Linked DNA regions of Homo sapiens: regions 2, 3, 4, 5 and 6 are each linked to region 1. The links are chromatin loops, found by intact Hi-C in ENCODE. Cell type or tissue: MCF 10A. All regions are shown on one strand. Region 1 holds the start of LOC105377874 (a long non-coding RNA gene). Region 2 overlaps UBE3D (ubiquitin protein ligase E3D). Region 3 has its middle 180 kb from the start of TPBG. Region 4 overlaps LOC105377876 (a long non-coding RNA gene). Region 5 has its middle 340 kb from the start of UBE3D. Region 6 has its middle 33 kb from the start of TPBG.

What was found. Peaks named below come from ENCODE experiments on the same cell type or tissue, not always from the same donor. Only the 100,000 strongest peaks of a DNase experiment are listed, where the experiment ranks them.
Region 2: it touches region 1 in a loop (12-fold over the local background); 95 of 110 quality-filtered maps call a loop at or near these places.
Region 3: it touches region 1 in a loop (7-fold over the local background); 6 of 110 quality-filtered maps call a loop at or near these places.
Region 4: a loop joins it to region 1, with 18 times the contacts of the local background. A loop is called at or near these places in 11 of 110 quality-filtered maps.
Region 5: it touches region 1 in a loop (5-fold over the local background); 16 of 110 quality-filtered maps call a loop at or near these places.
Region 6: a loop joins it to region 1, with 5 times the contacts of the local background. A loop is called at or near these places in 3 of 110 quality-filtered maps.

Annotation. Positions count from the first base shown.
Region 1 is chr6:82,268,766-82,273,765 of GRCh38, reverse strand. It overlaps LOC105377874 (a long non-coding RNA gene), which reads right to left and starts at 2,328. Exons shown (of 3, transcript XR_942737.3): 1 at 2,009-2,328; 2 at 1,696-1,806; 3 at 1,076-1,549. In MCF 10A, a CTCF peak has its summit at 2,794 (motif pointing left); a DNase peak (open chromatin) is centred at 2,765.
Region 2 is chr6:83,053,039-83,058,038 of GRCh38, reverse strand. It overlaps UBE3D (ubiquitin protein ligase E3D), which reads left to right. Exons shown (of 10, transcript NM_198920.3): 2 at 17-213; 3 at 3,801-3,891. Among named protein-coding and RNA genes, the nearest start is that of UBE3D, 10 kb to the left of the region's middle. In MCF 10A, CTCF peaks have their summits at 113 (motif pointing right) and 2,476 (motif pointing right); a DNase peak (open chromatin) is centred at 118.
Region 3 is chr6:82,539,958-82,544,957 of GRCh38, reverse strand. No RefSeq gene overlaps it. Among named protein-coding and RNA genes, the nearest start is that of TPBG, 180 kb to the right of the region's middle. In MCF 10A, no CTCF peak of the experiment used is centred here; no DNase peak of the experiment used is centred here.
Region 4 is chr6:82,614,616-82,619,615 of GRCh38, reverse strand. All of the region lies in intron 5 of LOC105377876 (a long non-coding RNA gene), which reads left to right. Among named protein-coding and RNA genes, the nearest start is that of TPBG, 250 kb to the right of the region's middle. In MCF 10A, no CTCF peak of the experiment used is centred here; no DNase peak of the experiment used is centred here.
Region 5 is chr6:82,722,088-82,727,087 of GRCh38, reverse strand. No RefSeq gene overlaps it. Among named protein-coding and RNA genes, the nearest start is that of UBE3D, 340 kb to the left of the region's middle. In MCF 10A, no CTCF peak of the experiment used is centred here; no DNase peak of the experiment used is centred here.
Region 6 is chr6:82,328,688-82,333,687 of GRCh38, reverse strand. No RefSeq gene overlaps it. Among named protein-coding and RNA genes, the nearest start is that of TPBG, 33 kb to the left of the region's middle. In MCF 10A, a CTCF peak has its summit at 2,003 (motif pointing left); a DNase peak (open chromatin) is centred at 2,107.

The sequences.
Region 1 (5,000 bases):
CAAAAGCCTTCTTCACAGTGCTAACAGTTTAGTTGAGCAGAATGTAGACACTTCAGGGACTACTCCAGTGTGCTTATTCACCACAGAGTTCATTTTTCAAGCTGAAACTGAATGATAATTGATAGTGTTGGGGCTCAGAACACAATACCCCAAAGTATGGTGCTTTGGCATGCTGAGTACATAAAACTAAAGGAGATTGCAAGGCTTCAGAAGTAGCCTCAGAAGAAAAGCCTCTCTCTGACTGTCTCCTACCCTCCTTTCTCTTGTCCTTGTCTCTCCCCTGAAGTGAGTCATAGAAACCAGAATTCTTCTTCTTCAAGGTAAGTCATAAAAACTAGAACCCTTCTCCCTCAAAGCAAGCCATAACACCTAGAAAGGTTACTGTCTCTCTTCTCCTTCTTCCTTGAAGATCCTCATTTCAGAAGGGGTCCTGCCCCGTTGGCAGGGAGGAAGTTTCACTACACAGTGAGGCCAAGATGAAGCTGGACAGGCCTTGCTGAGCTTTCCACCTTCATCTGTTACCATTGGGTTATACCCCTTTGTCCAGTTACCTATCTGTACAGCTGTTCATTCTTTATAGAACCTAAGCAGTTTTCCCTTGGTCTTTGGGTCTTCACTTCTGAAGACTCTTGTGTCATGTAAAACTTTGATTTTAAAAATATGTTATGCTTTTCTTTTGTTAACCTGCCTTTTTGTTAGGAGTATTAAGTGTCGGCTGTGACCTTTATGATGAGCGAGGAAAGGTATCACATCTTTCCACTCCTACAATAGCAAAATTCAAATTTCATGATCTCGTTTTTCTATTGCTGGTGCCTCCCAGTCTCTCATTCTAAACTCCCATAAATTCACTCACACTGTTCATCCTTGCTTCTCTCTCTGCTCCCCTCCTTCACCTCTTGGGACCATAACATGCAGTTTTCACGTCTCATTTCTCAGCAAAATTATGAAGTGTGTTGAATGAATTCACATTAATAATATTTTAGCTAACAACACTTGGAAGAGTCTACAGATCATTTACCAAGGAAACTAAATTATTTCAAATACTGGTGTCAAAATAAATGAACCAAGCCTTCTCTGACGTAGTAGCTTAACATTTTATTGTGAGTGTGAACACAATTCCCTAATCTCCAAAATACAGCAATCCTTACTGGGTTCTTTCTTCATTAGTGAGAGTACAAAATGTTCTGCTATAGATTTCCCCATAACTTGTAGTGGTGGAATAGGGCATTTCTTTCCTGAAGTAATTCAAACTAATATGGAACTCTTTTCTAATATAAAGATGTCTTTAGAACACCTTGGAATTATTGCAAACGATAAGTAGAATTTATTAACGTTATGAATCAAAGAGAAATGTTGTGTGTTTTTGTTGTCATTAAATAAAATTTAGAGGTGAATCTTTTCTCCATTTTTTTTTTGCTTAATCATGACTCTGTTTTTTCTCTCTCCTAATAGGTTCTCTTCAGTTCCAAAGTATTCCCAGCTGCCGAGAGTCACAAATTCTGTCTGAAAAGCAGGGTGACCTTTTCAGAGAGGAGCCAATGTTTGGAAGCTGAAATACAGAGGAAGGGAGAAAGTTTACTGAATGTGTGCTGGAAGAGGAGAGCTCATTTAGCCAGCCCTCTTCCACTTCACTCATTCCCAACCCCACCCCTACCCACATATTCCAACTCCTCCGCCTCTCCATTCCTCCCTAACCTTACTGGACAAGTAGGACCGCCAGCTATAGGACTGCCAGCTACAGGGATGTGGTAGTCCACTCGGGCTCTTTGAAGTCTTTAAAATTCTCCCTCGGTGTCTGCTTCTTTCCTGGGGGCAGAAAGCAGCACATGGCACCTCAGATCCATGGAACACAGCCCACCACTCCTGAGAAGCAGAGTCGAGGAGCAGCCGACCTGACTTGGAAGGCAGGCTAGCTGGGTTACCCCTGCCCACTGCCAGTTACACAGATTAAACATTTTGTCTGGATATGACCAGATGTCCTCAATTCCCCAGGCTTGAACACACTTACCCTTGCTTCTCCAAATTGCTTTGCATGCCTTACCCACCCCCTCATCCCCACTATTCTTAGCTCTCAAAAAAAAAAAAAAAGATGCTGCAGTTGTCATCCATCTTCCGACTTTTTATCATAGCTTTGCATACTCTTTTCAAATATTCTTTCTCTTTCTCCCTCTTCTTTTTAGCCTCACAATTTTGCTTTTTGTAGACCAATCAAAGATTTCTATGTGTGTCTTCAAAGAAATATTACAAGACAAACCCTCTCCTGGTACAAGAGCTACAGAATTATTTGCATATATAATCTCTTCTTGTGCCTCCTGCTAGCATGGGCCTTTTCGTCTTCAATCCTCATGGTATAACAAAAGAATAAATTATGGTACTACTGATAGAACGTTAAACTGACAATCTTCTGAGGCACCGGCAGTTTAATGGAAACCAAAGAAAATTCAAGATTATACATTTTCTCATAAATGTATTTCTTTTTCCTGTCTTCTCTTTCACATACTATCAATTTTCTTGCCTTCTTATTATTCAGTTTCCTATCTGTCAAATAACAAACCCAAAGCTGCCTTCGAGCCAATCTCCTGTCAATGGAACCGTACTTGCTGATAGAGGATTAAGGTATTGGCAAATCTGTTACAAGGTGTTTAGGTTTATAATTAAAGATTTAGTTAAATTAATAAACAGCAGCAATTTCAAGAAGACTAAAAGGATTGCCTTACCTGATATTTTGCCTCCTTTCTGACTACTAAGGGAAGATGTGAAAAGTGAAAATGAAGGTGTTTATATAGTGCCATCTAGCGACAGATACCTAAAAAAGCTCTGTATCATTTATTGATTGCACAGAGAAAACAAAATCCTTCTACTGGGGTCTGCTTTGGAATCTCCAGGTTTAATTCTAGTTTTTGGGCTTTTGGGTTTTTTTGTTTAACCTTCTATGGGGATAATTCAATCCTGGGGTCTCTTTTGTTTTCACTGAAAGTTTTAAGCTTTAATCTGCTTTGTGGAGAGCCAAAAACATGAAAACTCTTTCAGTATCCAGAGGAACTGCTGCAGTGGTATTTTAACTTTGGACTTTTTCTTGCTATCCCGGTTCTGTCTGTCACACTAAAATAAAACCTTGATTCTGCGAGGTATAGGAAAATATGTTAATAAGCTAAGAAAATGGAAATGATCATGTCATCTAAACCATAATATTGCTCCCCTCTTCCAACTCTTCTCACTTGAATTTATATTTCTCAAATTTTAAATATATGGACATGAAAAAACAAAGATGTCTTCAATTATGCATATTAAAAATATACACCTATGAGAACCATAACCAAGTTTTAGAAGTTGGCCCACTGTTAGCAAAGTTCAGAATGAATAAACAACCCCTATATATATGGAAAGAAACAAAAATTTAAAAAACCATCACCAAATCAGAAACTGCTGTCTAACTTAAGTGATTCATGTTTCCCAGAATCAGCTTGTCCTTTTAAAGGCTGATCTCTAACTTGAGACTGGCTTTGCTTTGACTGTGAGATACTTCTAAGATCAGGTCTCCATTCTGATCCCACTCACCGGCTGCTCTGTTTCCAAAGTACTTCTGCCTTCCCTAGGGGGGTCTCCTCCTGTACAGGCACTGAAAGACTGATCAAATCTGCATGTGTCAATCATTGCCTACTTCCCAGCTGGTGATAGAGGTAGATTCCTACCAAATTTACTCGGAGGACTTGACTTTCTCAGGACCTCTTCCTGTTGTGCATTGTCATGATCTTGCGGCTAAACTAATAGATGTGAAAGTGAATTGAAATGTAAAACATGCTGGGCAAGTCTAAAATGCTTTGAATGATAGGAGGTAATTAAATGAATGACTTTCAAACCTCACTTGATGCCTGCTGAGATATCCTATATCTACTGATTCAAGGGCCAAATCTCTAATTTCCCAATACCACCCATCACTTGGAAGTTTCTCTTCAATACATTGATCTTCTCATGGTTGCCTGATGCTTAGTTATGAAAGGGTTTCTTTTGTCTTGATCTTTTCACCATAAAGATAGGAAAGGCTGGGCATGGTGGCTCATGCCTGTAATCCTAGCACTTTGGGAGGCCAAGGCAGGTGGATCACTCGAGGTAAGGAGTTTGAGGGCAGCCTGGCCAACATGGTGAAACCCCTGTCTCTACTAAAAATACAAAAAGTTAGCCAGATGTGGTGGTAGGCACCTATAGTCCCAGCTACTCCAGAGGCTGAGGCCTGAGAGTTGAACTCGGGAGGCGGAGGTTGCAGTGAGCTGAGATTGCGCCACTGCACTCCAGCCTGGGCGACAGAGCAAGATTTGGTCTCAAAAAAAAAAAAAAAAGAAAGAAACAAAAATAAACTTAATTTTTCAGGATGGTAGATTTTAGGACACTATACTTTCACCATGTTAATTAAAATAAGAGTAACTGAGTGAGATGTACCTGCCTAAAGCAGTTTTAGTTAAAAAGAACTCACACCTCTTTTTTTTTTTTTTTTTTTTTGAGACAGAGTCTTGTTCTATTGCCCAAGCTGGAGTTCAGTGGCACAATGTCAGCTCTCTGCAATCACCACCTCCCGAGTTCAAGCGATTCTCCTGCCTCACCCTCCCGAGTAGCTGGGATTACAGGTGCCCGCCCCACACCTGGCTAATTTTTGTATGTTTAGTAGAGATGGAGTTTCACCATGTTGGTCAGGCTGGTCTGGAACTCCTGACCTTGTGATCCACCTGCCTCAGCCTCGCAAAGTGTTGGGATTACAGGTGTGAGCCACCACGCCCGGCCAACACCTCTGATCTTAATTTCAGCTAAATTACTGCAGAATTTTTCTTTAAGAAACGAGATAGTGATCTCCTAATCTCTATGTTTCAGTACCCTTCCCTCATCCCCAATTCAAAGTCTCCTATTTTATTGACTGCATTAGCAGTGATTTCATAATTGGTAGTTAAAATTGGCATGCAGTGAAGTTTTAGCGGTTGTTGGGATCTTTGTTGATTAAAGAGTTTTAA
Region 2 (5,000 bases), 780 kb before region 1:
TGTTTTTAATTACCAGAGAACCGAAAGAAGGAGGTATGCCCATGAATATTTCCATAATGCCATCTTCACTCCAGATGAAAACCCCTGAAGGCTGCACAGAAATCCAGCTTCCAGCAGAGGTCAGGCTTGTACCTTCCTCTTGCCGTGGGCTACAGTTTGTTGTTGGAGATGGACTGCACCTGCGACTGCAGACGCAAGCAAAATTAGGCACAAGTGAGTAATATTAGCACTTCTGCTGCTGTATTTACCTTTTTGTTATAAACCAAAGGTGATTTTTCCTTTGATAAGTTGAACTTTTCCCAGGTGAAGGGGTTGAGAAGCTCTAGGGTCTTTGTCAGCTCTGCCAGTTATTGGCTGTATGCAATTGAACATGTTACTTAACCTTTCTGAGGCTTCTTCCCTCCCTCCCTTCCTTCTTTCTTTTCCACCCACAGCAAAATTGAGCAGAAAGTATAGAGATTTCCCATTTACCCACTGCCTTGTTTCTTTAATTGTAAAATTTTCTGGCTCACAGATGGGAAGATTAAATCAGATGGCAGTTGTATAAGACCTGATTGATTTTAAAGCATTACATGGAAATTTATTCATTCAACAAATATTTTGGTTTGTGCTATGTGCTAGGCATCAATCTAGGTTCTGGGGATACAGAGTGAACAAGGTAGGGGAGGTGTCTGCTCTCATGGAGCTTACATTCTAATTGGTGGGAGCAGATAATGAGCAAACAATTTAAATATTAAGAAAAGTGTTATGATAATATAAAACAGAATAATGGGATAGGGAGTGACTAGGGTTGGCTGAAGGATGATCAGTGAAGGCCACTCTGAGGAGGTAATGTTTGACCTGAGTCCTGAATAAGGAAATCCTATCCATGTGGGGACTGTTCCAAATAGAGAAAACAGTACACAAAAGGTCCTACAGTTGAGTTTGATACTTAATTTGATTTTAACTTTTACTATGCCTGTTATATTTACAACATTTTGTAACTGGTATAATGATTCGGTAAGGCAGTGGAAAATTTGCTTTTTCTAAGACCTCAGGGTTATTTATTGTATAAAATTATTGGTTCATTACATCTATTACAATGTACGTAATATATGCTTTGGGGGATTAAAATTATGTCAAAGGGGGAAATAGGCTGTAAAAGACTTATGTGATGTTTATTATCAGAGAAAGATTGTAATTCTTTCAGCTGCACACTGACACTTCGCTGCTGCCTCATCTGTAATAAACCTTTCATCTGCGCTGTGTGGATCCTGGAGATGGGGTCAGGAGGAGTGTTTGGAAGAGCCATTTAGGAGATGTTGAGTATTCCCCTGAGTCTGTGCTCTTGGCTTTTGTGAGGAAAGAGAAGATAGAGAGGGTTTCATTTCTTTTTTACTGGAGAGCAATTTTTGCTCAAGTCCTGGGTTAGTGAATAACTAGTTTGAGTTGGGCAGGGTTAGTTTTAGGAACAAAGGGTAGGGAAAAGAGATGTCATGGCACTTAAATGTTGTAGGATAAATACTAGGAATGACTGTTGGAATAACCATAGCAAGAAGGTTAGGGTCACCGAGCTGGGAAGTAGACTCCCTGATTGCACCTAATAATGGGCAGAGAAAGTGTTGTTTCAGGGAAGAGGCCATGGGAGGCTGGATGTTGTGTTGTCATCACCTTCTCCTTCACAACAGTTACCTCTTTCACAAGAGTAACCACAGCAGGAATTTTGTGTTGGGTTCTGAGATTTGGGAAAGGCAAGCATGAAAGCCACAGTGGAGTGTTTTCTGGGATTGTGATTTTAGAGATGGAGGAATAGAGACCACCAGGGACATAGTATTGGGTTTTTGCCCATCCATATTCTGTATTCTGTAACTGAATATACAAATATCAAAACTGGAATTATTTTTAAAAATTTAAATCTGCAAACATTGTTTAAACTATAGGACAAAATAAATTGACTGCTATGTGCTGATTTGCATATTGTTTGTGTTCACTGGTCTCCTATTTCTTTACACTTTTAATATATTTTGCTCAAATATCTGAAAAGGAAAATTATCAAAGTCCTGTTCCATAGTGCATGAAAGAGTATGCAAAACAGATTCCTCAGCACTTAATTGCCTGAGTGCTTTCCATATAATAGATGGTGTATAAATATTTGTGGAATGAATAAATATGAATAGATATGTACTGGTGTGAACTTGAATCAAACTGTTTTGTAGGAAGTGACTTGAAAGTTTTAGCCTTCAGTTTGTGTTTCAGGGTTTTTTAAAAAGATGACTTTTCAATGCTAAGAACACCCTTTTAAGGACAACTATAGTAAACATCATACTGGTATACTGCTATTTTGAGTGTCAAACTGTGACCCTCGGTGTGGAACTAGCTACAGTAGGATCTATTAGAGCACACGCATTAGATTGATCCCCCGCAGCAACGCTCTCCCAGGATTCCTCTATATCAGAAACTGAATTTTAAACCCGACCCAGTGCATCATGCTGGGTGGCCAGCAGAGGGTAGTGTTTCACTGAAAATTTGTTTGTGGGTCTGGAAAAAATATTTTGGATTCCTAGGTCTCCTTTTAATCTGCTCAAAGTTAAAGAATAATACTGTTTATTGCACCTTAGTGCTATAGGGATTTCTGGCCACCCCTTAAAAACTGTTAAGATTTTTAATTGCCAAGGCGTAAACCTTCTAGCATCAGTTTTTTAAAATCTTAAAATACATACAGAAAAACACAAACCAAATCCACATTGCTTGATTCTGATGGATATGACCTCATTTCTTTAATTAGATTTTTATAGACATATTTTAGTTCATTCTTTTAAATGAAAGTTTCCTTATTTCATAAAAGAAATAATAGAAACTAAGGGAACATGCGGCCTTATGCTGCTCTTTCCCATAGTGTGAGAAATATACATTTTTCCCCACAGCTTTCAACGTTTTACCATAGCTTTCATTAGAAATTGATTTTTGATCTGGGAAAACTGGACTCTTTTTGGAGCCATTTCATTCCCAGGGAGGTGTCCAATAAACATTAGTTTGAGATCTTTGTTTGTTCATATGGTTATATGCTAGACTGGACATAAACCTTATTTAAATAAAATTAAACTCAAAGTTGGCTGGGCACGGTGGCTCACGCCTGTAATCCCAGCACTTTGGGAGGCCGAGGCAAGGGGATTACGAGGTCAGGAATGCAAGACCAGACTGGCCAAGATGGTGAAACCCCGTCTCTACTAAAAATACAAAAATTAGCCAGGCATGGTGATGGGCGCCTGTAATCCCAGCTACGCGGGAGGCTGAGGCAGAGAATTGCTTGAACCCAGGAGGCAGAGATTGCAGTGAGCCCAGGTTGCGCCACTGCACTCCAGCCTGGGTGACAGAACAAGACTCCATCTCAAAAAAAAAAAAAATTAAACTCAAATTTAAGAGCTCTATTTGTTCACACTGATGAAACACTATTGTGAGACACAGCAGAGGGAAGCTGAGAATGTTGGAGATCTGTGTAGTTAGCTTGATGAGAAGGAAATAGTTCTTTTTCACTCATCCTTAATGTTGGTATTTTTAGAATGAGAGAACTAACAAATGCTACATGCGTAATCTAGAGCAGTACCTGTCTCTGGAACACTTAGCAAAATCTGTTGTTTTCAAAAACACTTCACAATATTTGCTTCTGCTTGAGTCATCAGATAGTATTAATTAAATGTGTACTTCTGGGTGGATCATAAACTGTTTATGGATGGTAATTTATCGTGGCTATTGAACTGTTTAAGTATGTTAATATATTTGTTTCAATCTCTAAGATTAGCTATTTCATTGACTTCCTTTAGAACTGATTTCAATGTTTAATCAAAGCTCGCAAACCCAAGAATGTTGCACGTTTTATTGCCAATCCTGCGGTGAAGTCATAATAAAAGACAGGTAAGGAATATATTTAACACTGATTAATTCTGTGCCTGGCAATGGTTATCTCTTTTTCTATCAGAATTTTTCAAGTAATTGCCAATGGAGTAGTATATGGCCTTAAAGTGAGAGCCAGCTTAATGTCACTTTGAACAAAATTAGCCACAAAACTTGCTAGCAATCGCAGAGTGATTAGCTCTTAGGGACATAAAGGGGAGCACTAGGATGCTGGCTTTGAGAGAGGAGTGCTTATCTTGGCCGAAAACCTGTGCTGATCACTGAAGCACCTCCCTCCTGAAAAGAAACATGGGACCTGTCACATTTCATCCAACACGATGCTGAGTGACATTTTCCACATTCAGTGATTTTTTCCACATAACAAGCTTTTGCACAAAAACTTTTTATTTGAACTGTTTTTATCAGTGCCTTTCTAAAATCCATTTCCTATTTCTCCTGCTTATTAAAACAGAGCATACAGAGCACAAATTAACCTTTTGTCAATGATTAGGTTAATTTTGTCATTTATTCTTGCCATGTGCTGTGATTGCCCTGTTGAGATGGGAAGGACTCTTTGTTGGTTTTTTCGTTGTTGTTGTTGTTTTTGGGTTTTTTTACAGTCCCTAAGGCTTTTTAATTTCTTTTTCTTTTGTCCCTCATGTCAGCCTTCTTGTTTCTTGGGCACAAACCCTTCCTCCTAAAATTTCAGCCACGAGTCATTCATCAGCTGGAGAGACAGATTAAATCCTAATTATTGTTAATACTATTTAAAGAATTTAGAGTTCTTTATTAGATGGGTTTCCTGAGCCATGTTCCTAAGACTTATAAGTGAACGGATCCTTCCTGTCTGAAACCTGCTTCTCTTCCAGTGTTCCTTATCTCAGTAATGCTGTACTTCTACCTGTGTCCTCAAGGTAGAAACCTGGTGTTGCCAGAAGTTCCTCCCTCTGGAGGCAGGGGAGTCCAAGCCTTCGGCTGTCTTGGGCTACACATAAAATACACTAACACTAACAATTGCTGATGAGTTTTTAAAAAATTGCCAAAAAAATCTCATGTCTTAAGAAAGTTTACGTATTTGTGTTGGGCCACATTCAAAGCCTTTGGGCCATATGCTCTAACGTGGGTCAGCT
Region 3 (5,000 bases), 270 kb before region 1:
AAATTGTCCCTGTTTGCAGAAGAAATGATTGTATATTAAGAAAATCCCATTGTCTCAGGCCAAAATCTCCTTAAGCAAACTTAAGAAACTTCAGCAAAGTCTCAGGATATAAAATCAATGTGCAAAAATCACAAGCATTCCTATACACCAATAACAGCCAAATCATGAATGAACTGCCATTCATAATTGCTACAAAGAGAATAAAATACCTAGGAATCCAACTTACAAGGGATGTGAAGGACCTCTTCAAGGAGAACTACAAACCACTGCCCAATGAAATAAAAGAGGACACAAACAAATGGAAAAACATTCCATGCTCATGGATATGAAGAACCAATATCATGAAAATGGCCATACAACCCAAGGTAATTTATAGATTCAATGCCATCCCCATCAAGCTACCAATGACTTTCTTCAAAGAATTGGAAAGACCTACTTTAAAGTTCATAGGGAACCAAAAAGCAGCCCACATTGCCAAGACAATCCTAAGCCAAAAGAACAAAGCTGGAGGCATCACACTACCTGACTTCAAACTATACTACAAGGCTACAGTAACCGAAACAGCATGGTACTGGTACCAAAACAGATATATAGACCAATGGAACAGAACAGAGCCCTCAGAAATAACATTACACATCTACAACCATCTGATCTTTGACAAACCTGACAAAAACAAGCAATGGGGAAAGGATTCCCTATTTAATAAATGGTGCTTGGAAAACTGGCTAGCCATATGGAGAAAGCTGAAACTGGATCCCTTCCTTACACCTTATAAAAAATTAATTCAAGATGGATTAAAGACTTACATGTTAGACCTAAAACCATAAAAACCCTAGAAGAAAACCTATGCAATACCATTCAGGACATAGGCATGGGCAAGGACTTCATGACTAAAATACAAAAAACAATGGCAACAAAAGCCGAAATAGACAAATGGAATCTAATTAAACTAAAGAGCTTCTCCACAGCAAAAGAAACTACCGTCAGAGTGAACAGGTGACCTACAGAATGGGAGAATTTTTTTGCAATCTACCCATCTGACAAAGGGCTAATATCCAGAATCTACAAAGAACTTCAACAAATTTATAAGAAAAAAAAAAAACCATCAAAAAGTGGGCAAAGGATGTGAACAGACACTTCTCAAAAGAAGACATTTATGCAGCCAACAGACACATGCAAACATGCTCATCATCACTGGTCATCAGAGAAATGCAAATCAAAACCACAATGAGATACCATCTCACACCAGTTAGAATGGTGATCGTTAAAAAGTCAGGAAACAACAGATGCTGGAGAGGATGTGGAGACATAGGAACGCTTTTACACTGTTGGTGGGACTGTAAATTAGTTCAACCATGGTGAAAGACAGTGTGGCGATTCCTCAAGGATCTAGAACTAGAAATACCATTTGACCCAGCCATCCCATTACTGGGTATATACCCAAAGGATTATAAATCGTGCTAGTGTAAAGACACATGCATACGTATGTTTATTGCACCACTATTCACAATAGCAAAAACTAGGAACCAACCCAAATGTCCATCAGTGATAGACTAGATTAAGGAAATGTGACACATATACACCATGGAATACTATGCAGCCATAAAAAAGGATGAGTTCATGTTCTTTGCAGGGACATGGATGAAGCTGGAAACCATAATTCTCAGCAAACTATCACAAGGACAGAAAACCAAACACCACATGTTCTCACTCACAGGTGGGAACTGAACAATGAGATCACTTGGACACAGGGCAGGGAACATCACACACAGGGGCCTGTTGGGGCATGGGGTCTAGGGGAGGGATAGCATTAGGAGAAATAGCTAACGTAAATTACGAGTTCATGGGTGCAGCAAACCAACATGGCACATGTATACATATGTAACAAACCTGCACGTTGTGCACATGTACCCTAGAACTTAAAGTATAATAATAAAAAAGGGGGCATTATGGGGCATACACCATATAAAAAAATAAGTATCTTGTAGAGATATTTGGAGACTATGCAAATATCATGCTTCTCATCTATCTTTGTCCACTAATTTTAGCAACCATCAAATGCTTCTTGCCTACAAGTGTTACTGTGGTGTTTGTCAATTATTCCTGGGTTTGTCTATTTCATTAATTCTTTTTACATTTACAAATTAGAATTTTATTATAAATAAGAGTTGTCCCTTCTTCCTCATTTATTTATATATTATGTAAATGGTGTGAACAAGTGGCAATTAACTTTTTCTGTGGGCTATAATCCATAACTGTTATTTATATTTCAATAAATAATTGAGCTCCCTCAAGAAGGCTCTTTTGTCCTATTAACATGCCTCTACTTTTTTTTTTTTTTTTTTTTTGATCACTTTTTCTTTTTGGTACCACAAGGTGTCCCAAGCTCATCTTGTAATATCCCTGCCCTAGCTTTGGAATCAGAAATTTGTCCAAAGAGCCCTGGTTCTTTTTATTAGAGGATGCTGTTTGAAAACCAAGATATGAGTGCTATTACTTCAGGACCCTTCTAGTGAGCAAATACACACCACACATTTACATACCCTTTTATGTATATGTACACATACATATTTGTATTTCTGTGTCTGCATATTATTAAAAACTATTTTTATGCTACCTCTGATTTGTATCCAACATCAAAGGAAACTTCCCCATCCTTATTTGTAATTCCTGTTGCTGTGAGATATCTGGATTTCATTATTTGAAATATATTTATGATTATCTCAATGTTAGGATGCATAAACTTAGTTTCAGAATTACTCATACCACTGTGAAAATAAAATGTACTAAAAAGAGTAAAATATTTGACTTTTTTCTTTAGCTTTATATAATAGACGTTGTTTTCCAACGCTACCCTAGCATAGTTCTTTTCTTCACCAATTCCTTTAGTGTGGCTATGTTATTCATCAGTAACACAGTCAGGTTAACTCTGTTGGAATTCCATTTTGGACTCTCTCCCATGTCCTGGTTGATTTTAATTATTTTTGGCTATGTGAAACATTAACATGGTCCTAAAAATCAGAAATATACAAACAATGTATACTTTCCATTATTTTCAACACTTTATTCCACCTGCCCACTGTAAAAAACTATTCCCACTAATATTTCTGATTTTTGCTTCTCATATTTCTTTTTGTATACTGCCTTGTTTTATTGTTTAATGAAGATAACAGACTATAGACAATGTTTTGCACTTTGCTTTCTGTGCTTAGCAATATATCCTGGAAATTACTCTGCATAAGTCCATAATGATTGCCCTTATTCTGCAGTTCCATAGTACTCCATCGTGTAGATGTACCATGGTTTATTCAAACACTTTCTATGTGTGGGTAAGTGCATATATGGCTTCGTTACATATTGCCAAATTCCCCATCTCCAACTGAAAATTTGTTTCAGTTGACATTCTTAGAAATTTAAGAGAATGCATATTTTTTCATAGTCTGGCCAGTAGCATATGATGTCATATTTTTAGATTATTTTCCAAACTGATAGGTAAAAACTGATAATTCAGTGTTGCTTTAATTTGTATTTCTTTTATTATGAGGGAGTTTAAATATCTTTACGTGCGTTTAGGAGCCATTTGTCTATTCATATATTTTTACCATTTTTTCTCTTGGGGTTGAGTCTTTGTCCTCCAGTTTTTTTGTTTGTTTGTTTTCCTGAGACGGAGACTTGCTCTGTTGCCCAGGCTGGAGTGCAGTGGCATGATCTCGGCTCACTGCAATCTCCGCCTCCCAGGTTTAAGCACTTCTCCTGCCTCAGCCTCCGGAGTAGCTGAGATTACAGGCACGCACCACCACGCCCAGCTAATTTTTGTATTTTTAGTAGAGATGGGGTTTCACCATGTTGGCCAGCTGGTCTCAAACTCCTGACCTCGTGAGCCACCCGCCTTGGCCTCCCAAAGTGCTGAGATTACAGGCGTGAGCCAGGGCTCCCAGCCTGCCCTCCAGTTTTTAAGAGCTCTCCTTACATATGAGGTATTTTAGCCCTTTATTGGGATAGGTCTTGCAAATATTTTCTACCAGCTTGTCAGTTGCCTTTTAACTTTGTTTATGATATTTGCCATGTAATTTTAAAGAATTTTTTGTGGAAACATGGATGGAGCTGGAGGCCTTATTCTTAGCAAACTGATGCAGGAACAGAAAACCAAATACCATGTGTGCTTACTTAAAAGTGAGAGCTAACTGATGAGAAAGTACGAACACAAAGAAAGGAACAACAGACACTGAGGCCTAATTGAGGGCGGAAGGTCCAGGAGAGAGAAGAGCAGAAAAAATAACTGTTGTGTACTGGGCTTAATACCTGGGTGATAAAATAATCTGTACAACAAATCCCTGTGACACAAGTTTACCTATGTAACAAACCTGCACATGTGCCCCTGAACTGAAAATAAAAGTTAAAAAATAAGAGAATCGGCCAGGCGAGGTGCCTCACTCCTGTAATCCCAGCGCTTTGGGAGGCTGAGGAGGGCAGATCACCTGAGGTCGGGAGTTCGAGACCTGCCTGACCAACATGGCGAAACCCCATCTCTACTGAAAATACAAAACCAGCTGGGCGTGGTGGGAGGCGCCTGTAATCTCAACTACTTGGGAGTCTGAGGCAGGAGAATTGCTTGAACCTGGGAGGTGGAGGTTGCAGTGAGCCGAGATCATGCCACTGACTCCAGCCCAGGCAACAGAGTGAGACTCCATCTCAAAATAAAATAAAGATAAAATAGTTTTATATAATCAAATTTATGAATATTTTCTTGTATTGCCTCTGACTTTTGAGTCATATTTAGAAAGCCTTTTCCTACACTATGGTTAAAAAAAAGACTTATCCCGCCTGGGTGCGGTGGCTCAAGCCTGTAATCCCAGCACTTTGGGAGGCCAAGGTGGGCAGATCACCTGAATTTGGGAGTTCAAGACCAGCCTGACCAACATGGAGAAACCCCGTCTCTACTAAAAATTGAAAATTAGCCAGGCATGGTGATGGGCGCCTGTAATCCTAGCTACTTTGGA
Region 4 (5,000 bases), 350 kb before region 1:
AAAAAAAAAACAGTAATTTTTTTCCAAAACAAGAATGAGGCTCACATGTTGAGACTCCGGCTTAAAAAAAAAAAAAAAAAAGTGCACCTTCTATTCTTCTATCTCACCTCCTGAAACAATTAAAGTAAATTTTTTTAAGTTAAACTCTACCTGGTTAAATGTATCATGTGGACTTCTGGGACAGATTCAATGTTAACTTTGGCTAACGAAACTTATGATGTTATTCCTACTATTATCATTCTAGTTCAACACTTGTCTTCTTGCACCCGGATTATTGCAGTCATCTCCCAGCTGTACTTATTTATAGCATCCATTTCTCTTCTTCAAAACACGTACATGTTCAGTATTGTGCTAATCACTCCTGGGGAGCCTCTTTCACTTTCTGAAGTGGCAGTAAAGAGCTGGTCTTATATCCCATGGAAAGAGCATATCAGTTGAAGTCAGACAACCCTAAATTGGAATCCTATCCATTCTGCTGGTTAAACCTGAGCAAGTTACTTAGCCCAGCTAACCTTTAATTTCTCAAGGGAACCCTGAAATATTGCCATAAAATTAAATGAGACAAAGTACATAAATAAACATTCCTCATTTCCCTATCCAGGACTGGCACCCTATGGAACTTTACAGTTTCATTTCCCAAACAAATAGTAGATAAGCCATGCATTATCTACCATTTTTGAAACAAGTTTTGCATTTCCCTGTGCATTTTATCATGTATTCTCTCTGACTGAACTGTGCTTCCTTCCATATTTTTATCTGCCAAAAATGTCAGCCCTTTCCTGATCCAGCCTACCTTCTGACATGGAGGACCTTCTGATGGCTCAGCTCTGACATTTCCTAAGCTAAGATCCTGGGTGGGGCAGCCATAAAATAATACCTTCCCCATCCTAGTGGTGTATGTGTGATAACATATGGGCATGCATGCCCACTAACCCACAGACTTCTCTTAACTTCTATTACATTTCTCCAGTATGCAAAATTGTCGATTACCTGTACTTTAAAAACAGCACTCTGATCATTCCATATTAGGATTGCATCCTAGCCCTGGGCTCCCATCTTCTTGCCTGGGATCATGATGCTTCCTAATTTTTGATAGTTCCTACTCTAGAAGGCTATTACTACCTCTGATTGGGTCTTAATCTGCCTAAATGAATTCATATAAAATATCACACCTATTTATCTCGGCATCTTTCCTTGAGATAATGATGCTATAGACTATCTACAGGAGTGGATTACAATCTTGATTTCTGCCATGCTTTTTTGGGCATTATAATTTGGACTCTGGCTTCATATTTCGGGGACAAATTGTATAGCCAAGTAAATTTCTCCACCTCCCCAGGTCTAGCTGTTTATTCTCCTTAGTCTATGCATTGAGAATGGAGATCCCATCTTGCCTTGTAGCCATGTTCAGAAGCAATGAGCAACCCATCATTCATACCTAGCTCAAATGCTTCCTCTCCTAGAATCTCTTAATTTTCTTCCAGAACTCTCCTTTATTCAAAAATATTTATTAAGCATCTAGTATGTGCCAGGCACTTGGATGCAGCAGAAAAAAAAAAAAAAAGAAAATTCAAAACCCTACTCCTATGTTTTTTTTTTTTTTTTAACATGGTTTATTGTATTTTCATAGTGCCTCTTCTTAGTTAGTCATAAATGCTGTAATACAAGGGCAGGAAACTTAAAAAAATTAGTCTGTCTAACCACACCTGTAATGGGTTGAATGGTGGCCTGCCAAAAAATACATCCATGTCCTAACCCCTAACCTAAGAATGTGACCTTATTTGGAAAAAGAGTTTTTGCAGATGTAATTAAGGATCTTGAGATGAGATCATCCCAGATTATCTGGATGGGCCCTAAATCCAATGTCCTTATAAGAGAAGACACAAACACAGAAGTGAAGGCCATGTGAAGATAAAAGCACACATAAGAATTATACAGCCATGAGCCAAGGAATGCTTGGAGCCATCAGAGCTTCCTAGAAAAGGCAAGAAAAGATTATCTCCTCTAGCCTTTGGAAGGAGTACAGCCCGGCTGAAACCTTGATTTTTGGACTTCTGGCCTCTAGAACTGTAATAGAATATATTTCTCTTGTTTTAAGCCACAATTATCACAAATTTGTTTGAAATTTGTGATAATTTTTTACGGAAGCCACAGAAAACTAATATACCACCATACTTTGCAGATGACCAGAGCTGGCTAAAATCCTTAGAACCCACAAATAATAAAAGGATTACAGTCTTCACCCTATCCCATACAGGTTAGGACCTGTAATTTGAAAGAAAATCATTTCTAAATAGAAAAACAAATACCCATGCTGAAATTAAAATAGTTCCCTTTCAGCTTTTCTGATTATAAGATTCTAAAGAGTTCATAGAGTATGATTTGTTCTTTTGCTTCTTTTTTCTATTTTTTTCATTGCTCCATTTCTTTGGCTGTAATGCTTTTTTTTTTTTGCAGAACACAAACAATAAGCCAGCTCATAATGTGGGAATAAAGTGATACAGCATGGGAAGCACATGGTGCTAGTCACTTGGTAACTAAATATGCCTTCTCTTTATTTTGGGACTGGTGATGGGGTGGTGGCAAGGGTATAATGAAGACGAGACATACTTTGTTCCTTGGTCCTATCTACTGACTCAGTGGTTCGAGATCTATGAGGTAGAGACATGAGACAATTCTCCAGATAATTTGAATTAACTCAGCTCAACAGATTCATTCTACCTTGCAACTGGCATTTGGTGAATCTCACAGTTCTTCATTTCTGCACTACAGTTTTTCCAGTCACCAGATGAGGTCATCTGTGTTCTTCTCATTGAATTGTTCTAGAACCATGAGGCAAGATGTATCTGGGTCTGATTCCCAAGAAACAAATCTTAAAATTATTTTCCTTGAGTGGATGAGGAAAAAAGAAGCAAGAGCTTTCTCCTTGAGATGTTTCTGGATTTGTAGGTGGCTGATTGAGTGGCTATGAGCCGTGCATGAGCCTTAGCGTTTCTTCCAATTGAGAGTGAAAATAGCATAATTTCTTTGGGAAACTTTTTACTGTCAATTATATCTTACCTCCTGGAGAGACTAGCCAGACAGACTCCACTGACAATATGTAAAGGAAGCATCTTAAGTGCCACTTAGTTGTCCCCAGAGCTTTAGTCACTCATAATACTTCCTCAAGACTGTAAAAACATAACCCAAAATTATTTTACCTTTTTTTAAATTGAAGAATTCTTTGACCTTTCTCTAATAGTTGCTCCCTAGAAATTTCTTCTAGCTGAAGCCATACTTTACCCTGGCCTTCCAAACAAGTTAATGTCTTTGTACGCAGGTTTCCTCGTATTCGTTTGAAAATGGGGAAAATAATAACGACATTTCTTTCTTTTTGAGCCATAAAGTTATTTTCTGAACTGACTTCCAATTTATTTAGATCAAATAGACTAGCACTGTTATCACTAACAAGCATTCATATATCTGCCTTATCCCTACGCAAATGCGGCACATTTGTTATATACTACAGCAGATTCTTGGTGTTCGACTTCCTGTATCTTAAGTTAACCCTGAGTTCAGTCTTAGTAGAACTTAGCAGCTGATACAACTGTGTGATATACTCACTGTTTATAGCCAGCTTCTGTTCTGATTGACTGGTGTCCATGTTAAATACTTGGAATATCACCCTTGTTTAACTGCCATATTTTAAAACTGATCAGTGAAATAAATGGCTATAGGAGTCCATATAGTGCTTGTAAAGTACCACAGTGTTTGAAAAAGATTTTATTTCCTAAAATATGGTGAGTTAACTCCCAATCTTGGAAAGGAATGGGAAATCTAATGGGCAGTATTATACCTTGTAACCACTTAGGTTTGTTACTCCATTTAGTTTAAATGATAGATGTTGGAAGAGGCAATCTTCTTCTGTGGGCTCTGAGTATTCCTGCATGCTCTTTCTGGGTGTGCCAGCCAAGAACACAGGGTCTCGTCTGCTCTTTACGAGACATTTCTTAGAGTTGAGTTTGTAGTGAGTAACCTAACCTTGAAAGATGAGGTAATATTTTCCTGGAGACCAAAGGTAGGCTTGCTTCTGTTTAGTATAAAAACAATAAATCCCCAAGCTCAGTGTTCCTTTCCTGTAAATACAACCCATTTTCTTTGCAGGCATCCATCATGAGCCCTTTGTGTTGCCCCATACAACTTGGGGCACATGGGGACCTGAAGCAAGCAACCATGAAACTCTGGTCACTGCTTTTGCTATGAGTAATAAAGTCTTTTGTCTCCATCCCAGGAGTCTCATGCCTTTTGTCAGCCATCAGTGAAATAGTAACAGGCTCATTTGTTAGTTTGTAAGTAGAATAAAACCTTAACTCTTGCAGAGTTCCTGAGGGTTTTCAAATATTTCTTATGTAAACCCCAAAATAGGTCCTATAATGTTTATTTATATTGTTTCAAACAATTAGTGAACATAAACAGTATAGAATCTTGGTCTTTTATCCTGACTCTACCACTGAGTAAATGATCTTGAGTAAGTTTTTTTTTTCTTGTAGGCTTCTGTGTTTTCATCTGTAAAATGAAGGGGTTCAACTGTGCCCTGGGGAGTTGATGACAAGTCACTTCAAGGGCACTTGCATTAGTCCCTGGTTGTGGGTTGTTGGCTATGGCTGGGGACAATGATATAGCTGTGTTGACTGGCCTGGTCTCCTACCCTCAGCAGGGCCAGCAGCTGTAGACACTGTCCCTCATCAGCTCTCTTTCATATTTCTCTTACGTATGATTTCCTCCACACTTTTCCTCATACTTCCTAACTCTCTCATTTCCTTTTTCTCGGGAAAAAAACAATGCAGATCATCAGAATTTTTTCCTTTCTATCCCTTGAGCCACGGACTGTGCTCTGGATACCATCCATCTTATCAATCCAGGGCTGACACCTGGCAGGAAGAGATGACATGTGGTTTCAGACCACACAGTCATTAAAGTCTCTAAGAGTTCAGCAGAGAGGGAAATTACTATGAACTGGC
Region 5 (5,000 bases), 450 kb before region 1:
CGACCTAACTGGCATTTTCTATTTCTGTTCTTGCCTTTATACTTGCTTTCTGGAGCCACCCAGCAGTCAGAATAATCTTTTAAAATATAAGTCAGGGTCGGGCGCATTGGCTCACGCCTGTAATCCCAGCATTTTGGGAGGCGGAGGCGGGTGGATCACGAGGTCAGGAGATCAAGACCATCCTGGCTAACACAGTGAAACCCCGTCTCTACTAAAAATACAAAAAATTAGCCGGGCGTGGTGGTGGGTGCCTGGGGTCCCAGCTACTCGGGAGGCTGAGGCAGGAGAATGGTGTGAACCTGGGAGGCAGAGCTTGCAGTGAGCCAAGATCGCATCAGTGCACTCCAGCCTGAGCGACAGAGCGAAACTCCCTCTAAAAAAAAAAAATATATATATATATATATACACACACATATATATATACATATATATACACATATATATACATATATATACACATATATATACATATATATACACATATATATACATATATATATACACATATATATATATATGTATATATATGTCAGTAATTTTACCCCCTGCTCAAACCCACCATGGCATCCCATCACTCTTAGTACAAAGCGTTATGGTCTACAAGGCTCTGCAGCAATGATTCTAAACATGTCTGTATATTAGAATCACCTGGGGAGGATTAAAAAATTACTGTTGCTTGGGTACCACTCCTGACCAACTCAAATCAAATCTTTGGGTTTGGGACCTGAACATTTGTGGATTGTCAAAGCTCCTCAGGTGTTCCAGAGGCAAAATAAAGACTGAGAGCTTTCTCTGGCTACCTTTCCAACCCCAGTGCTTACCACTCTCCCCTTTGTTCTCTCTGATCTGCCATATTGACTTCCTTGTTCCTAAAGCTTGCCAAAGATGCCCATGGCTCAGGACCTTTGCACTTAGTATTCTATCACTACAGCTGGCTACATGGCTGGGTCCCTCACTATATTCAGATCTCTGCTCAAATGTCACCTCCTCAAAGAGGCCTTTCCTGACAATCTCACCTAAAATAGGTGAGCAGCCCTTGTCTTGCTCTCCTTGTTCTATTTCAGATTTCTTAAGGGCAGTCTTAATATTATATCACAATTATTTATTTATTTATTTTTATTCTGCTCACCACTAGAATGTTAAATCCATGAAGCCAGTAAATTTGTCTAATTTGTTCACTGCTCTATTTCAACTCTGTAGAACAGTTCTTGGCACCTAGACATAGTAAGAGCTTAATAAATATTTATTAAATGAACTAATCAACAAATGTAGTTTAATTGCATGAATATATTTGGAACATCTACCATTTTGGAGACATTGTAGAAAGTTCCTCAGGCCATGAAAAACGACAACAACAACAACATATGGTTATCTATTTAGATGGGAGAGGCCAACAGGCCAATGGATAAAAATGGAATCCAGATTCTAGTATGTGCTAAAAACAATATGCTGATGGGCACAAAGGGACATTCACACTGATATAGGAACGTATATACTAGGAAGTTCCTAGTGTACATTTTTGCTGATATGGAACATAAAGTAGATGGCGTCTGGTCAATATCTGTTTGAAATTTAATTTCGTATTTTGTGACTGCAAAGGCTGGAACGTTAATTACATTTTTTTAACTCTTGCAGTTAGGCTTTTAGATGCAATTTATGTTGTTCCAATCAGGTGCATATATAGGAGACTGTAATTCAGAACAGAGTTAAGTGGGGAAAGAGGCAGTAGTACATGAACCATCCACATTGCTGGTGTGGATTGAGCAGTTACTACATGGCTCTGAAGTCAGCAGTTAATTTAGAAGTTTTTCCATCCTTAGATATCACTGTGCTTGTGATACTCTGTGCCCCGGGAACATTATGAAATAGTTCACTACTTCACCTAAGGTGCCATTGCTTTAGTTTTTGAAAGTAATTTTTGCTGGGTGTACCATTCTAGACTGACTTTTCCTCTTTGTGTTTTAAAGATGTTGCTTTACCATCTTTCTGTTTACATTGTTTCCAATGAGAAAATTGCTCTCATCTTTATCTATCTCTATGAATAATGTATCTTTTTTCTCTGTCTGCTTTTAAGATTGTCTCTTCATCACTGGTTTTGAACAATTTGATTATGATATGCCTTGGTATAGTTTTATCCATATTTCTTGTACCTGGGATTCACTGATGTTCTTGCTACTGTGGGTTTATAGTTTTCATCAACTTTGGATTTTTTGAGCCATTATTTTTTCAAATACCCCCCGCCTCCTTGAGGTTGTCCAGGAGCTCACTGATGCTCACACAGTGTGTTTTTTTTGATTATTTATTTTTCTCTGTGTATTTCATTTTGGATATTTTCTGTTGTTATGTTTCAAGTTCACCAATCTTAATATTTTTCATTTCATACCTGGTAGGCAGAATTCTAAAATGACCTCCCAAATTTTTTACCCTAATTCAGAATTGTTACTATAATGAGATATAATCCCCAATTTTGTAATGTTTTATGGCAAAAGGAATTTTTCAGATTTAATTAATTTTAGTAACTTCGGTTACTAGTCAGTTGAATTTGGATGAATCAAAAGGGATATTAACTGGGTGGGCCTTTAAGAGGAGTTTCTTCAGGATGGTAGCAGAAGAGGAAGTCAGAGAAATTTGAAGCGCATGAAGGATTTAAGCCATTGCTGGCTTGGAGATAGAGGGAGCCTCATGAAAAAGATCTGACAATGGCCTCCAGGTGCTGAGAGTGACCCCTGGTTACTAGTCAGCCAGAAGATGGGGACTTCAGCCCTATATCCACAATAAACTAGATTTTACTAACAACTACAGTGAGCTTGGAAGTTAATTTAAAAAATTATATCTATATTTTTGTAGAGACAAAGTCTCACTGTGTTGCCCAGGCTAGTCTTGAACTTCTGGCCTCAAGCAATACTCCTGCCTCAACCTTCTAAAGCAATGGGATTACATTCATGAGCCACTGTATTCAGCCTAGAAGTTAATTTTTTTTCAATGCCAGTGGGTAAGAACCCAGACCAGTGAATGCCATAATTTTAGCCTTGTAGGATCCTAATCATAGACCCCAGGCAAGCCCTCTCAGACTTCTGACCTATGGAACTGTGCACTAATAAATGGGTGTTGTTTTAAGCTGCCAAGTCCGTGATAATTTGTTACATATCAGTAGAAAACCAATACATCAGACACTGTAATTTTTATCTCTAGAAGTTTGAGTCTTTAAAAAATATCTTTCATGTCTGTACTGAACTTTTGAACATAGGAAGGGATATTACAAAAGCCATTTTAATGTCCTTGTCTGCTAGTTCTAATGTCTATGTCATTCCTGGGCCAGTTTCGTTTGCTTGATTATTCTAGAACCCCATTGTGGGCTGCGTTTTCCTGTCCCTTTTTGTGCCTTGTAATTTTTTATTAGATGCCAGACATAATGAATTTTAGGTGGAAGCAGAATTGTGTCTAGTCTGGGGCTAATTATTCTCCATTTAGAGGCAAGACCCTTCTAAATACTTTACCAGTTTACTGTGAGTTATGAGGCTTTCCAGTTTGATTAGTGGGAATAAGCATCATTCCTGGTCCTGTGTTAAGTACCATCTCCTCTAATTCTTTCAGCTGTTTTTTTTTGTTGTTGTTGTTGTTGTTTTATTTTTTGAGATGGAGTCTTACTCTTGTTGCTCAGGCTGGAGTCATTGGCACAACCTCGGCTCACTGCAACCTCCGCCTCCCGGGTTCAAGTGATTCTCCTGCCTCAGCCTCCTGAGTAACTGGGATTACAAGCGCCTGCCACCATGCCCGGCTAATTTTTTGTATTTTTAGTAGACATGGGGTTTCAAAGTGTTGACCAGGCTGGTCTCGAACTCCTGACCTCAGGTGATCCACTCGCTTTGGCCTCCCAAAATGCTGGGATTACAGGCGTGAGCCACCGTGCCCAGTCTCAGCTGTTTCTTTTACTATTGTTTTTCTAACATGTATGAGCAGAATCAAAATCAGGTTAATAGTTGAGATTTTAGACTTCTGTATCTGTGAAGCTGTCTCTTCTCTGGTACTCTTTCCTGTAAACTCTGGGATCTTCTGTCTCCCTGGACTCCTAGGTCTGTTTCTTAAACTCAGGGAGTCTATCAGACTCCACTTAGGTTCCCTCTCCCTGTGCCATATCCTGGAAATTCTCTCAAGGCTGTAAGCTGGGACAATCACAGGGTTTACCTTTTTTGTTTCCTATCTTTCAGGGATCACTAACCTTCATTGCCTGATATTCAGTACCTTGAAAAACTGTTGTTTCATATATGTTCTGCAGTTTCTTGGTTGTTTCAGATTCGATTATAAATTCATTCTCTGTTACTTCATCTTGGCCAGAAGCAGAAGTCTATTATTGATCTTTTGACATATAATAGTAAGATGAGATACACTGCTCATACCTAGAAAGCATATCTTTTAATCATAATATGTATTGTCATGCATAAATCAATGTGAGGCATGTACTATATACCACATTTATTTACAAAATAGATTCCATTTTTCTGTTGATTTGATGTTGAAATGTAAAAATATAAAACCACTCAAATCAGATGAACATGATCACCGGAAGACAGCAGAGAGAAAGGTAAGTTGTTAGATAGTCAGAGGTTGGCAGTAGAGGATATGGCAAAAAAAAAAAAGATGAGAAAAAAAGGAGGGCATATTGTAAGGACCAGTGAGGTAGAAGTTTGGAAGCAGGAATGGAAATAAAGATGAAGAGAAAAGGGGTCATCCTTGGAGGGCAGCTTTTGTGTGATGGATTTTTTTTTCACATAATAGGGTGGTATGGCTTTGTTCCCTACTCCACCCCCTTTATTCTGTGTCTTTTTACCAGTTTCCTCCATGCACCTCTTTTCTACATGCATCTATGGGCATGTAGCCCCAAATAAAGGATATGATAAATGAAGACTGTCATTCATTCCTTTAACATGTGATTTTTATTATCGATTCTAATCTAGATTGTGACAAGTGATGCAACTTTTAACAAGGCAAACACAGCTCTT
Region 6 (5,000 bases), 60 kb before region 1:
ATGTGGTAGAGAGAGGCTTGAACATGTTTTTTAGGCAGAGAAGAAGGAGTCAGTAACTTAATAAAAATAATACTGTTATTGAAAAAGGAGGCTTCTTTATTTAGAGAAAATTTTTTCGTAAAGGAAAAATTTCACAACGAGATAATATGACAAGTTCAATAAATCAATAACAGAGTAATATTTGGATTGAAACATCTTTGAGTGAATCTAATTTATGAAAACACCTACACTTTGTTGGCTGTTCTCAAGAAAAGTGAATGCTTCTTCCATGAGGTGCTTTCAATTTATAATTTTTTATTGCTTGTGAAATGAAAGCTAATTCTTGAAAAATGTAGCCAAGAGTCCAGGCAGGTTTACCTAGATGGGATATCAGCTCTTTCTAACAGTTTTTCTAGTCATGTGAGAATCAGAAAGGCATGTGTGTGTGTGGCAGTGGAGGGGTGAGGGGTTTGTGGGGAGAGAGAGAGAACAAGGCAGGCAGTCAATCTTTCAGACAAATCTCAAGCTACCAGTAGGGTACAATGGAAAACACTGATTCCTGTTGGCCTTAAAATATTCAGCAAAGTTAAATATCCTTTTCCTGCAATTAAAATAGCTTATATCAAAAAGACAGGTAATAATAGATGCTGCTGAGGATGTGGAGAAAGGGGAATCCTAATCCACTGCTGATTGGAATGCAAATTAGGACAGCCACTTATAGAGAACAGTATGGAGGTTCCTCAAAAAAATAAAAATAGAATTACCATATGATCCAGCAATGTCACTACTGCGTATATATCCAAAAGAAAGGAAATCAATATATCAAAGGAGATCTGCATCCTCATGTTTATTGCAGCACTATTCACAATGGCCAAAATATGGAATCAACTTAAGTGCCCATCAACGATGAATGGATAAAGAAAATGTGGTATGTATACACCATGGAATATTATTCAGCCATAAGAAAGAATGAAATTTTGTCATTTGTAGCAACATGAATAGAACTGGAGGCCATTATGTTAAGTGAAATAAGCCAAGCACAGAAAGACAAATATAGCACATTCTCACTCACAGGCGGAAGCTTAAAAAGTGGATTTCCTGAAGATAGGAAGTAGACTGGCAGTTACCAGAGACTGGAAAGGGGAGGGGATAGAGAAGAAGAAGGGAGAAGGGGGAAAAAGAATATAAACGTATTTATTACCACTGAACTATAGACTTAAAAATGGTAAAGATAAGCCGGGTGCGGTGGCTCACGCCTGTAATCCCAGCACTTTGGGAGGCCGAGGTGGGCGGATCACGACTTCAAGAGATTGAGACCATCCTGGCCAACGTGGTGAAACCCCATCTCTACCAAAAACACAAAAATTAGTTGCATGTGGTGGTGTGTGCCTGCAATCCCAGCTACTTGGGAAGCTGAGGTAGGAGAATCACTTGAACCTGGGAGGCGGAGGTTGCAGTGAGCCGAGATCCCGCCACTGCACACTCCAGCCAGGGCGACAAGAGCGAAACTCTGTCTAAAAAAAAAAAAAAAAGAAAGAAAGAAAAGTAAAAATAGTAAATTGTGTATGTATATTTTATCTCAATAAAAAAAAAAAAAGAAAGATTCCTTTTAAAAAAAAGTAGCCCCTACCAGAGTACATGGAGATCAGCAGCCCCACAATGGCCACAGAAATGAGAAAAAGGGAAAATGGCTGGAAAGTACAGAATACTTTCAGTAAGTAACTTGGTTCAGAAAACAGCCACTCCCAACATTATGTTTTAAAGAGGTGTGATGAACCATTTTGACTGCCAGATATCATTTTGAGCTTTGCCAAATTAATCCTTATGCTTGTCAAACTGAAAGTTTAGAAAAATGTAACAGCTACTTCTTCACGATTTTGCCTAAGAGTTGAGCCTGCAGGCCAATGAAGAAGGTCCTTTTAGCTCAATCTCTATACCCCTCCAATCCCTGGACTTCCTCCCTCAAAGGCTCCGGGCTCAGTCAGTAGAAAGAGAAGAAGACTGAGTGAAATGCATGTCACTGGACTTACTTTGCCCTCTTATGGCAAAGGCTGAGCACAGCTCATTTCTGTGAAACTTCTCTGTTGAATTCACACTTTCTTCCTGGCCATCCGTTGTCAGCAGGAAAAGAATCTAATGGGCCAATTCACACAGAGTTGCTGATGACTGAAAATGGTTGATTATGAAATCCCTTCAGGCTATTTACATTTGTGGGAGAGAATTCACAAAAGCACTGACTCTGAAGGTAGGAATTTTAAGTACCTAGGAATGATCTAGGAGAGATGTATGAAGACTTAGAACTCTTCCTAGCACTTCACCAATTTTATCATATAAACAACAGCATATTCTTAACTCTGACAATTCTTGGCAGGCTAGAGGGCTGAGGATACTAAGAATAATAATCATGTGACCAGGGTCCCAATTCTAAACCCTGCCTAGAAAAGAAAAGTCTTCATGACCCAAGAAAACAAATTACCTCCTTCTTTTGTGCAGCCCTCATCATGGACTTGCTGTGACAATTAAATAGATCTTGTACTGATTTTTTTCAATCCATTGGTTAAAAATGTATTCCCAACAGTTATTCTAATCTGAAAAGAGAAGAAAGAGGGAAAAAGTGGTTCATGGAAACTGTACTCTAAAGTAAATGCTCAGGCCATTTTAGGAAATAAAAAAATTTCACTGATGAAACATTTAGTCTAAAACAACACTGAATAAATATTTATTAGGTTGTATCATTTGTAGGAAAGATACTATACTGTTGTGGGCAAATATAAAGGAGAAGACTAATAAATTACTATGTAGTGAAACATAGTAAACATAAATATGAGAAGCAGGTCTATAACCCAGAACAAGTGTTTGTGGATAGGATGTGGATGAAAGGCATAATAAAGTTATCAAACATTGCTTTACACCAAAGACAATAGCAAATCCCTGTCTTTATGTAGGGAAATTGCTTTCACAAACTTTTTAAAAATTTGATCCTTATAACCACCCTAAGATGTTAGGTAATAGAACATTAGAAATTCAACTGCAGCAGAGATCCGGAGAGAACAGAGGCTTATCTAAAAGGTTACATAGCCGGCAAACAATTTTGGGGAGGGATGGGAGAGGAGACAAGACAAAGTCATCCTACTTAGCATAATTATTGGCTGGCACACAATTTTACTATACCCTCTGTGGAAACTTAGGGTTACTCAAGTCTCAATAATTCTTCACTTGTTCACATGCAAAGCATCTTATTTCAATTTGATTATTCACTACCCCTAGGTATTTAGCTCAAGATAGTCTCACTCATGTGAATTGACACATGTACAAATTTGCTCACTTTCTGCATTGTTTTTAATGACAAAAGTTTAAAAATCACATAAATGTCCATAACTTATTTTATCCAGTAGATAAGTTATGGCCCAACCATACAATAGAGTACTGTGCAGCTGTCAAATAGAATGAAACACTTCTCTATTAATATGGAAAGATCTCTGTATTCACTTCCTAAGGCTGCTGAAACAAAATCCCACAAACTGTGTGGGTTAAGATAATAGAAGTTTATTGTATTACAGTTCTGAAGGCTAGAAGTGATACTGGTGGCGAATCCATATGGGTCTGCTGCAACCTCAATTTTTGCCTCCTCAGAAGAAAGAATTCGACTGAGGGGCATAAGGCAGAAGGAGAGACCAAGACACATTTTAGAGCAGGAGTGAAAGTTTATTAAAGAGCTTTAGAGCAGGAACAAAAGAGAGAGTACACTTGGAAGAGGGCCAAGTGGGCGACTTGAAAGACAAGTGTGTGTTTTGACCTTTTGACTTGGGGTTTTATAAATTGGCATGCTTCTGGAGTTTTGTGTCCCTTCTTCCCTGATTCCTCCTTTGGGATGGGCTGTCCTCATGCACAGTGGTCTGCTAGCAGTCGGGAGGTGAACATGCTCATTTGAGGCATTCTTCCCTTACTGGTGGCATGTCCCTGGAAGGTCATATACCAGTTAAACTTCGCCATTTTGCCTCTTAATGTGCATGCTTGAACCTACTTGCCCGACTCCTGATACATACCAGGAAGCTGCTGATCACCAGTTTCAGGTTTTTTCTATGCATAAGGAGACTGCCTTTCCCTGGCACTGGCTGTAACCAATTATTATTTTAGAGAGACAGTTAACAACTGCCTGATCATCACCTGATGGTTGTCTGACATTCATGGTGGTGGGGGGCCCTTTCCTGCCCTTCTCATGCCTGACTAGCTACCTACTGTAACAGAAGTCCCAAATCACGGTGTTGGTAGTGCCATGCTCCCTCTGAAACCTGTAGGTGAGAATCCTTCCTTGCCTCTTCCTAGCTTCTGGTAATTTGCCAGCAAGCCTTGGGGTTCCTTGGCCTGCAGTTGCATGACTCCAATCTCCACCTCTGTTGTTACATGGCATTCCTCCTCTATGTCTCTGTCTCTTCTTATAAGGACACTAGTCACATTGGACTGAAGGCCCGTCCTACTCCAGTATGACCTCATCTTAACTAATTACATTTGCAACAAACTTATTTCCAATAAGGTCACTTTCTGAGGTATTAGAGGTTAGGACTCCAAGATACTTTTTGGGGGGATACAATTCAATCTATAACAATCTCTAAGATAAATTATGTAAAACAACAACAACATGCAGAGCAGAGTAGATGGCATGATACGTTTGTGTAAAAGAAATATACACACAAATATTACACAAATGTTTGTAAACTCATTAGAGTATCTCCAGAACAATTCATAAAATGCCAGTGGCCTTCATGCAGGAGAACTTTGTAGCTGGCAGAAACAGGAGAGAAGAATTATACTTCTTAGTTATTGCTTTTTTTGTACTTTTTGAATTCTGTGTTAACTATTTTTAAAAATTCCCTTCCACAACTATTCTTCAGTTACTGTGAATCTATTTAACATCCAATTCCCTCAAATATTAGGAGAAGGTATTGAGATCATTTTTTTCTGGGCTGCTCTGGCAAGATTAATCAGAAAGGGAATTCACTCGGTTTAATGCCAATCTGAAA